Regions from separate parts of the Homo sapiens genome. Here region 2 is linked to region 1. A link is a contact called in ENCODE Hi-C data. All regions are on one chromosome and are shown on one strand. The core of a region is the stretch at or near the end of the contact, and the rest is flanking DNA. Distances in the headings are between cores, read along the strand shown. Region 1 holds the start of CHSY3 (chondroitin sulfate synthase 3). Region 2 has its middle 20 kb from the start of CDC42SE2.

Evidence for each region. Hi-C counts contacts between places; a loop is a spot of excess contacts on that map. Pooled maps may share reads with other maps.
Region 2: a pooled map shows a loop between it and region 1 (2.7-fold over the local background). The contact joins the enhancer-like site here to the promoter of CHSY3 in region 1. A Hi-C loop is called at or near these places in 2 of 50 pooled maps.

What each region holds. Positions count from the first base shown.
Region 1 is chr5:129,900,979-129,905,841 of GRCh38, reverse strand. It overlaps CHSY3 (chondroitin sulfate synthase 3), which reads right to left and starts at 1,377. Exons shown (of 3, transcript NM_175856.5): 1 at 211-1,377. The coding sequence starts at 1,012. The region is part of intron 1 of CHSY3-AS1 (CHSY3 antisense RNA 1); the gene reads left to right. RefSeq lists a silencer at 1,010-1,219.
Region 2 is chr5:131,241,355-131,246,901 of GRCh38, reverse strand. It overlaps a transcript of CDC42SE2 not described here. Among named protein-coding and RNA genes, the nearest start is that of CDC42SE2, 20 kb to the left of the region's middle. Within about 2 kb of position 3,946, at least 5 of the 41 ENCODE cell types and tissues checked have a DNase peak (open chromatin) inside an H3K27ac peak, as active enhancers do.

The sequences.
Region 1 (4,863 bases), core at 128-2,627:
GTGTGAGGAGGGTCCAGATTGCAGAAGACGAGGAACGGGCTACGAATTGTGGGCGGATGCAAGGGGTGGGGAGGGCGGGCCAGGGCCTGTGGGAGCCCGAAGCACGTGCTGGCAGAGAAGCAGCGGAGGGGCTGGGCAGGGGCTAGGACCGGTTACAGAGAAAGGAGTCGGGGAGACTGGCAGGCTGGAAAGCCGGCGCAGGGAGGTCACCTTTGATGTAGACATCGTCGTCGGCGCGCATGAACCACTCATACTTGTCCAGGTAGTGGTCGTGCATGTACTTGATCATCATGAAGGACTTTTTCTGGGGAGGATAGGAGTCGTCCACACCCGGTAGCGCGATGACAGGCAGGGGTGGCGGGGGCTGGCCGGCGTTGGGGGGCTGCTGGCTGGAAAAGAACTCCACGCGGCCCGGGATGAAACGCGCCCAGGTCCGCTGCGCGGCCAGCGCGCGGCTGCCCAGGTACTTCTGCGCGGTCATCACCCCCACGTACAGGAAGTCCCGGGGTCGGGCGCTCGGGGCGGCAGCGCCCCCGTCCCCGCTGCCGTTGTGGCTACTCCCCGGCCGGCCGTCTCTCCGCTGCCCAGCCGCGCCCCCGTCCTCCTCCTCGGGCTCCCCCTCGGCCGCTGGAGCACCGGGAAGCCCCGTCGCGCCCTCAGGCTCGCGTCCTCGCCGCCGCTGCTGCAGCGGAGGTGGCTGCTGCCAGGGGCTGCTTCGAAAACTGGTGATCCCGGGTGCTGCCTCGGGCAGCGGTGGCCCCTGGAGATCCTGGCGCGCGGGGGGCGGCGACTGCTCCTGCCGTGGTCGGGACTGGGGCTGGGGGAGCGGCTGCTGAGCGCCGGCGCGGGGGCCAGCAGCAGAGCGACCGTAGTAGGAGCAGAGGCTGGAGCCACGTCTCTTCCTCTCGCTCAGCTCCGCCACCCTGGGGGCGATGAGCCAGGACGCGGCGGTGAAGCCCAGCACCAGCCCTAATGCCACGCTCATCCACGGGCGGCGAGAGCGCACAGCCATCGCGGCTGTCCCGGGCGCGGACGCTCGCTGGGCTGTCGCGGCGCGGCACGCGGTTTCCCCGGCTCACACCCGCCCCTCCTCCGCCTTTGCGCCCCCAGCCGCGGCCGCAGCCGGCCGCCTAGGCGCCGACACCGGCTGGAGGTCGAAGCGCCGCGGACGCCTCGACTGCCGCGGGCTGCAGCTGCCTGCCGGGCTCCCGCTCAGCTCTGGGCCGGGGCTCCGAGCAAGGGTCGGGAGTGAAACTTCTCCCGGCGGCGGCGGTGGCGGCAGCGGCGGCAGCAGCGGCAGCTGGAGGAGCTGCAGGAGGAGGAGGAGGAGCAGCGGCGGCGGCAACGCGTCCGCTCCTAGGCTGCCACCCTGTCAGTGGCGCGCCTGGGCCCTCCCTCCTCCCTCCTTCCCGAGCCCCCGCCCTCACTCCCGCCTCCCGCTCCCCCCGCCGCCGGGCTCCGAGCTGGCCCGGAGGAGGAGCCGCAGGCGGCACCGCTGCCAGCCGGAGAGAAGCGCGGGCCGCGGTATTTCCCCGTCACCCGCCCTTGGACGCCCCCCGTCCGCGCCTCAGTCCAGAGCCGGCCTCCTCTCCGGAAGGAAACGATCCCTGTCGGGCCGCCTCCGGCTTGCAGCGCCGACGCCCCCTCTTCCCTCCTCCCCCAGCTCTTGCTCTTCGTCCCATTTCCCGTCCCGTCCCGCCCCTCCGCTGGCCTCCCGACACTCGTGTCTGGGGGCTCTACTGGCCTCCTCCCGGCGCCTAGGCTCCGCTGACCTCATCGGCGGAGCTCGGGTCCGGGAGCCCCCAGCAAGTTCGTTGCTGTCCCACCGTGCTCTCCTCCCCCGGCCCACAGCCGGGTACGTCCTGGCGTGACCCTTACCACTCTGCCCCGCCCCAGGTCCGCCAGGGCGCCACTCTTCGCGTTTTCCGTCCTTTCCACGTTGTTCTTACCGCTGCCACTCCGCGCCTTCTCTCTCTAGTCGGTCACTTGTCAGGAAACCAAACGTCCCATCCCAGCACCTCTCCTCCCAGCCTAACTTCCCTCCTACCTGCATCGTCCACCAGCTCTCCTCAGTCCTTCACAGAAGCACCATTGTCGTTAGGGTCTCTCCTAAGAAAATCTCTGAGGGATTGGAAATACTTATCCTGAAAGGCTAAGGGAGTTGGTGGTGTGTGGGGGTTCAATCCCCAAAGAACGTAAAAATCCCATGTCCTCCACCTGTTGAGTTGGAAAATGTGGGGCTGCCTAATGGTCTCCCCCTCGGCTCTCCTGATGATATCTGTTCAAGAAATGAGAACTATGGTCTATTTTCAGTCTTGGTAGAAGATTGGCTCAGTGGGACTGGCAAATAGTGGAGAAATGGGCACACATTCACAGGGCCAATACCCTGAAGATCCAAACGAAAGAAATTCTTACCCCCACAAAATAAGTGAACTTAATCAAAAAATAAAATGGAGGATATGATTTTTATTCTTGCCTATGAACCGTTTTATTTTCTAAGGCAAAGACAGGAAAATTTTACCTCTCCAATGAGGGAGGAAAATTGTCCAGCAACAGAATCTCAAAAAAAGTTAAGCTGTATTGGCCAAAATCATTGTGCCTTAGTTACGTTAGGAAGAAATTACCTGAAGGTATATGATTTTTGAAGAAGGGAGCATTAACAAATTTCTCTCTAAAGGTTGTGCATAAAGCTATAGTCTGGGGTGCATTTGGCATCCCAAGTACTTCCTTCTCTTCAAATTTCAGTCTTCTGTTTTAGACATCAAACGCAAAGGGATGGTATTGAATGGCATTAGACATAATGGCTCGATCCAGCGAGGTGCTGGCAGCGTCCCTGGAACACTAGGCCTGCCTGGAGCCTTTGGAGGAATGGTTCTTTCCACACCGGTCCCTGGCTGTGCATGAGCACGTCTGACTAAATGTTTCATCTGCTGGACAATGAAGCTCCTTTTCCATGTCTAGGTTTTTCCCAGAGACACTTGGGAATACAGATTACTGGGCTCTCTCAAAGTTAAATTTTAGTTAGAATACAAAGCTAGTCAAACAGGCCCCTTCTGATTTTTAAATCGTCAAAGGCATTTTAAAATTTCTAGAATAGTACTATTCAATAGAACTTTCGCTATAATGGAAATTTTTTTTTATTTGTGCTGATAAGACAGTAGCCACATAAAATTATGGAGCATTGAAAGGTGACTAGTGTGATTGAAGAAATGAATTTTCATTTTATTTAATTTTAATTACTTTTTATTTAAATAGCCCCATGTGGCTAGGGGTTACCATGTAGGACAGCACATTTACAGAGGATTTCCTATTGCATATGGTCAACAGTAAAGGACAAATAAGTCCACCTACACACCAGTACCCTCTCCCCTGCAGTATTCAACTGGGCTTTATGGTAATGGATGCCATTCATATTGTTGATCTACAAAATCATTAATTCTCATTGGGCATAAATAACCCAATTCATCAACTGTTTGGAATATTTGGAGAGGAAGTTAATTTCATTCACTTATTCAACAAGTGTATATTAGAGATTAAACATTAGACAAGGTGGAAGGCTCTGGACATGGAGATGTCAACAAACTATTCAGTGCTTCCCATCATGAAGCTTATAGTGCATTGAAGAAGACACATTAAACATCACACTAGGAAATGAATTACAATGGTGATAAATGATATGAATAGAAATACAGAGTACTCTGAGAATATTTATAAGAGCATCTAATTTAGTATGGGAGTCAGGGAAGGCACTAGAAAAGATTCAGATAAAATGAAATCATTGAAGTGATATTACATATGAGACAAGTGACCTTGGGCAAGTTGTGAAAATTCTAAGTTTTTGATTTCTCATCTGTAAATTCATTTCTGTGAGGCTTTATTAATATACTATATGAAGTGCTTAACATAATGTTTAGTTCATTGTAAACACTTGGGAAATGTTCTCATTTTCTAATCCCTTCCCTTATGCTAAAACGTCTCTCTCATGGTATCTATCATCTTATTTTTATTACATTTCATCTTTTCATTTATTTAACAGATACTTATTTAGTATGTACTGTGAGGCAGACACTATCACTGAGAAAAAAAACGTAGACAAAACAAAGTCCTGACTTCATGGGACTTGTATTCTAAGAGGAGATTACACACACACACACACACACACACACACACACACACGCATGCATGTGTGTATATGAAGTATTTTTACATATAAAGAAATATCTGTAATATGTCGGTGTAAGTGTTTATTTAAAAAAAAGAGAAGGATAGTGAGTGTATTATGTGTTGGGTGAGGCCACTTAAAACTGATACGTCAGGAAAGTTCTTTCTGATACTTTTAGCAGAAAACAGAAAAAAGTGAGGAAACTAATCCTGAAGATATCTGAAATAATACTTTTCAAGGAGAAGGAGTAGCTAACACAAGTCTTTGACACAGACATGGCATATTGAGACGCAGCAGAGGCCAAAGTAGATTGGAAAAAGGAGGAAGCGGATGACTTGTTGATAATTTAGGTCAGTGCTGAATAGAATTATAATGTGAGCCACAACTGCAAGATATATAATTTAATTTTTTTCTAGAAGCCTCATTTAAAAACAGGTGAAATTGATTTTCATACTTTTTATTCAACTTAATATACCCAAAATATCGGGAGATATTTTACATCCTTTTTATTAGTACTAATTTTTCAAAACCATTGTGTGCTCATCACTTACAGCACACCTGAATTCAAACTAGCCACATTTCCAATGTTCAATAGACACAAGTGGCTAGGGACTACCATATTGGACAGTGCATATATAGATCCTTGCAGACATTCATAAAGACTTTGGCTTTTATTCCGAGTGACAATGAAGCTGTTGTGT
Region 2 (5,547 bases), core at 2,697-5,196, 1.3 Mb before region 1:
CATGGTGGCACATGCCTGTAGTCCCAGCTACTCAGGAGGCTGAGGTAGGAGAATCTCTTGAACCCCGGAGGCAGAGATTGTGGTGAGCTGAGATCACGCCATTGCACTCCAAACTCTGTCTCAAAAAAAAAAAAAAAAAAGGATTTGAGTGAAAAATATAGGTATGGAAGATAAGAAAAGAGATCCAACATATGCATAATTGGTGTCCTCACAAACATGGACCCTCACCCACCCTGAAAAAGAACCATCATACGTATTTAAAGACGTAAATCAAGAAAAATTATTTATCCAGATAAAAGGTAACCTAACTCTATTATGGACCAACCTACATGAAACATATCCTAGCAAAAAAGTTATTGAATGTCAAAAACCAAAAAAACCTGGCAAAAATTTAAGTCACAAAAATTGTGTCTGTGATTTCTTCTTTTTATTTTATTTTATTTTTTTGGGACAGAGCTTCACTCTTGTCACCCAGGCTGGAGTGCAATGGTGATCTTGGCTCACTGCAACCTCTGCCTTCTGGATTCAAACAATTCTCTTGCCTCAGCCTTCTGAGTAGCTGGGATTACAGGTGCCCACCACCACTCCCAGCTAATTTTTATATTTTTAGTAGAGAAGGGGTTTCACCATGTTGGCCAGGCTGGTCTTGAACTCCTGACCTCAGGTAATCTGCCTGCTGCAGCCTCCCAAAGCGCTGGGATTGCAGGCGTGAGCCACCACACCCAGCCTGATTTTTTTATAGCCCTGACTAGAAGTCAATAAAATAATATCCTCAAGGAACCCAAAGTCCTCAGGGAAAGAAAGCATGACTCAACAATTTTATGTCCAGTTAAATTGTTTTTCAGGTATAAAAGTAATAGAAGTACAATTCTCAATATGAAAGAATTCAGGCAATATAACCCCTGTGAGTTCTTCTTGAACAAACTACTTGAGGATTTACTTTCAGCCAAGTGAGAGATGGAGAAACTGCAGCAAAAGGACAAAATGTGAAGTATTGAATTCATTTAGCTGTCATAGACTGTAAAATAGACTATATAGACTAAAACAATAGACTAAAATAAAAGTCAAGTTTATGGTTAAAGATAAAACATAAATGTCATAAATTCTGATGTTCAAGGAATGTTACTTTTAATAAAAGTAGAAACAGGAAGAAAAAAGAAGGTAAAGGCTCAAGTAACTTCAAGTAATATGATTAAGAAAATTCATCTGACACTGGGATTTTTAAAGAAGCTCTCCAGGTGATTCTAATATGCAGGAGAATTTAGGCACCATTACATTATGAGAATAACATTAATTACTCACCTGTTTAAGTCCCAGTGAACCATGGTAAGCCACCAAACACTGTTAACTTCTATCAGCCTTCAGAACCCTTTAACTAGACCAGGGGACAGCAGTGTGTGACAACTGGTATGTTAAACATTATGTGAGAAGACTAAGTATTTTTTTTTCTTCTTCTTGGTATGACACATTGTTTCAATGTACAATCTTGGTAAGAACAGGCTGTTCTTGACTATGAACCTGGTCAATTGTTATAGCAATCACCAACAAGGGTTACATTGAATAAACCCAATCAGTATGTCAGTACCCAGAACAGTATCAATTATGGTGACTGACAAAAGAACAGTAGGCACAGCACAGACTAAAAATAAATAAATTAGAAAGCAAACACACCAAAACCCGAAAATAACCACTTGTAAGAGCTGGTATCTAGAAAATTCAAGAATGTTTGTTGCCTCCTCCTTGGGAGAAGTTGGGGACCAGCTCCCAGACATTATCTTTGTCTTTTCTTTCCTGTTTTCATAATTATTTTCTGATTCCATTCTGGGTTTTCCCACCAGTCTATTGGTTGGTTTGTGGATTTGCTCCCATAAGGCCAGCTGCAATTCTGAGCAGCCACTGGTAACCACTATCTTAGCTTTGCCATTACATTTTCTTTGTATACTTCAGGAACAGCTCCTGCTGTCCCTTATCATGATTCCCCCCAGTAATTTTCCCGCAGTAATTCTGAGTCCCCCAACTTCAGCCATAAAAAATACACATTTTCAAGTTTGTTTGTTTTTGCAGTGAATCCACCCCCCTTCAGAGTGATCTGCATATTTTTAATTTTTGAGGGCTGGTGGGCCTTGTTGCTGTGACCTAACCCAACAGGTCTTGGAGCATATTCCTCAGCAGCCCCTCTTTTTTTTATTTTGAGATAGGGTCTCACTCTGTTGCCCAGGCTGCGGTACTGTGGCATGATCTCAGCTCACTGCAACTTCTGCCTCCCGGGTTCAAGCGATTCTCTTGCCTCAACCTCCCGAGTAGCTGGGAGTACAGGCATGTGCCACCATGCCCAGCTAATTTTTCTATTTTTTGTAGAGACAGGGTTTCACCCTGTTGGCTAGGCTGGTCTCGAACTCCTGGCCTCAAGTGATCCACCTACCTTGGCTTCCCAAAGCGCTGGGATTACAGGTGTGAGCCACTGTGCCCGGCCTGAAGATGTTTTTTGTGTGCTTAAAATTGAACATGTTTTCTGCAGTTGAAGTTACAGTGTTCCCCATATGTCCATTAAGTCAAGTTTGCTAACCATATTGTTCAAATCTTCTTTATCTTTTCTGGTATTTTGGGTCTTCTTATTCTATCAGTATTGAAAAAAGTAGATTCATATCACCCACTATGATTATAATTTTGTCTAATCGTATTTGTAGTTACATTTATTTTTGCTTTTTAGATGTTGGGGCCACTTTATGAAGTCCATACAAATTTAGAATTATTCTGTCTTTCTGGTGAATTGGACCTGGGTATTTTATCATTGTGGAATGGTTTTCTATCTCTAGTACTACTTTTTGTTTTAAAGCCTGAAATTATTAAAGCTACATCAGCTTTCTTATGATTAGTATTTGCATGGTCAAAGTTTTTCCATTCTTTTGCTTTCAACTTCAGGATCTTCACTGAAAAAAGTGAGAGTTTACTGAATTCTAATTTGACAGCCATTCTATTGTCTTCTGGGTTCCATTGCTGTTGCTGGGATCTAACTATGGCTCCCTTAAAGGTATAAACTGCAGATATGAGCCTGGGCAGCAGGAATTTCAGCTCAGACAATTCATCCGCTTTCTCACAGACTGAGATTATGAGTCTGCTGGGCTAAATCAGAAGTTACTTTACAAGCAACTTTAAATTTGTATTGAAAACAGAACTTCTCTATTTTCACCAATAATCATTGTTTTAGGAATGACCAAATTCTGAGACCAGGATTGGCTACATAATTTGTAGGGCCCTGTGCAAAATGAAAAATGCAGGGCTGCTTGTTTAAAAATTATTTTACTTTATTTTTTTTGAGACGGAGTCTCGCTCTGTCACCCAGGCTGGAGTGCAGTGGCGCGATCTCGGCTCACAGCAACCTCCACCTTCCGGGTTCATGCCTTTCTCCTGCCTTAGCCTCCCGAGTAGCTGGGACTACAGGTGCCCACCACCACGCCCGGCTAATTTTTTGTATTTTTAGTAGAGATGGGGTTTCACAGTTTCACACTTTAGCCAGGATGGTCTCGAGCTCCTGACCTCGTGATCCACCCACCTTGGCCTCCCAAAGTGCTGGGATTACAGGCGTGAGCCACCGCGCCCGGCCAAAAATTATTAAGAATATCAACTTGGCAATAGCAAAACATTAAGCCTAGTGCAGGGTCCTGTGCAACTGCACATATTGCATACCCATGAGGCTGCCTGTGTGAGAGGGACTATGCTTGCTGAACTCATCTGCACAAATGGACTTATTTGTTCCATTAGGACTGCAGTGAAATTCAAAAGGAAAGAAAAATACAAAAAATGAGTCATAAGATTACTCAAAGATTTCATTTTAGAGGTCCACTGTCCCTAAAAGGACTAAGGATGAGTAAGTGCTTATTGCTCCAGGAAGTTCTCAACAGTTCTGGGATCCTTTACTAGTAATTTGCATGATTGTAAGAACTAGGCTTAGATAATTTCCTAACCAAAAATCAGTGCCCTGTGCCCTTTGTTCACAATGTTGACATGACCAGTATGACTGATACACCACCTCCCTTGAACCTTCTGGGAGGCTTTTCTCAGTGTATAGTTCAGGCACCATTACTTACCCTAGAAAAATGAAGACTACTGCAACTAGAAAGAATCTTGGAGTGTTGGCCAGCATCCAGTAAGAGGTTCTTAGACCAACATAGCCACCTAACCTTTGAATCCTGGCTGCCTGAAATTTTTGGTTACGTTAAAAAATGATCAAACAAGAGCATACATATTAAGTAGCTCCTGTCGTATAGGTGGTGGCTGCCAGAACTTGTGGACAGATGTGATAGAAATGAATTTTTTAATTATATAATTTTGAACTATTTAATTCAGCTAAAATGACACCAGACCCATTTGATGAATAAAAAGATTGCATGAAAAAAAGGAGTCATAAAATTTTAAGAAGAAATGGATAACCTTCTTGCAAACATGAAAACTTTTTCTAGAGAGAATATATAAACAAATGACTTCTTATGATTCTCAGCTGTTGACTTCAGAAGGCCACTTATTCTGATTATAATAAGCAAGCAGAATGTCAGAGATGAAAGGACTCGCTTTTGTTCAATTTACTACAAACGTCACCACTTGTAAGAAGGTAGTACTGAAGCAGAAGGAAAAAAGAATCCAGAATTCAGTTCTGTTTTCTGAACATTTTCTCATGTTTTGGTTTGGTAAAGGACAACTACTACCCGTCCTTTAGATTTCGCTGTGGAAATAATAACTTAGATGAAACAAATGCATACCGGCAAGTAAATAATAGTTGTGTGATGTATGCCTGGAAGAGTATCAAGCCAAAATAAAATTCAGATATCTGATAAGATACCAGGCTTTCATTAGGTGGGGCAAATGAATAGCAATACTATTATTCATTCATTCAACAAATGCTTATTGAATTTTTACCATTTGTCAAGTGGCAAGATAGTGAAAAATAAAAGATTTTTATATATACAATCTTGCATATATGTAATCTATTATATAGAAGATTGCATAATATATATAGTACCAGAGATTAAAGAAAGAGGAAAAAGGCAGGCAAAAGGACTAGGAAGTGGACAGGGGTTAAAATTTTAAATAAGGTGGTGGTCAAGGTAGACTTCACTGAGAAGATGACATTTGAAGAAACGCTTGAAGAAGATGCAGGAATTATGAGAGTTTGAGTGTTTGTGTATATGAAGAGATTGAAGATAAAAGAGAAGAAATCAATAATGGAAGAAAGTCTGGGAGGTGAGAAGGGGGTGAATCAAGGGGTGTAGGCAAAGGGGGTGTGCTCAATAAAGGGGAAAGACAATTCACTTTCTGAGATCAGAGAAAATGACCTAAACATGAATTAAGAGTAAAAGGGCAATTGTAACTTGTTGACTTTTATACAAAGTTAAGGTCATATTAGCAACCTTAAATCCTGTGGGATGTGATGAAGTCTAAAGAAATAGTGATGATAATTAATAGAAAAAAGAAAGGTAAAAATATATAACTTTGAGGCCTGAGGTATAGCATAAGGAAAAACAAGCTTACTTTAGAATAATGCCCGGATAG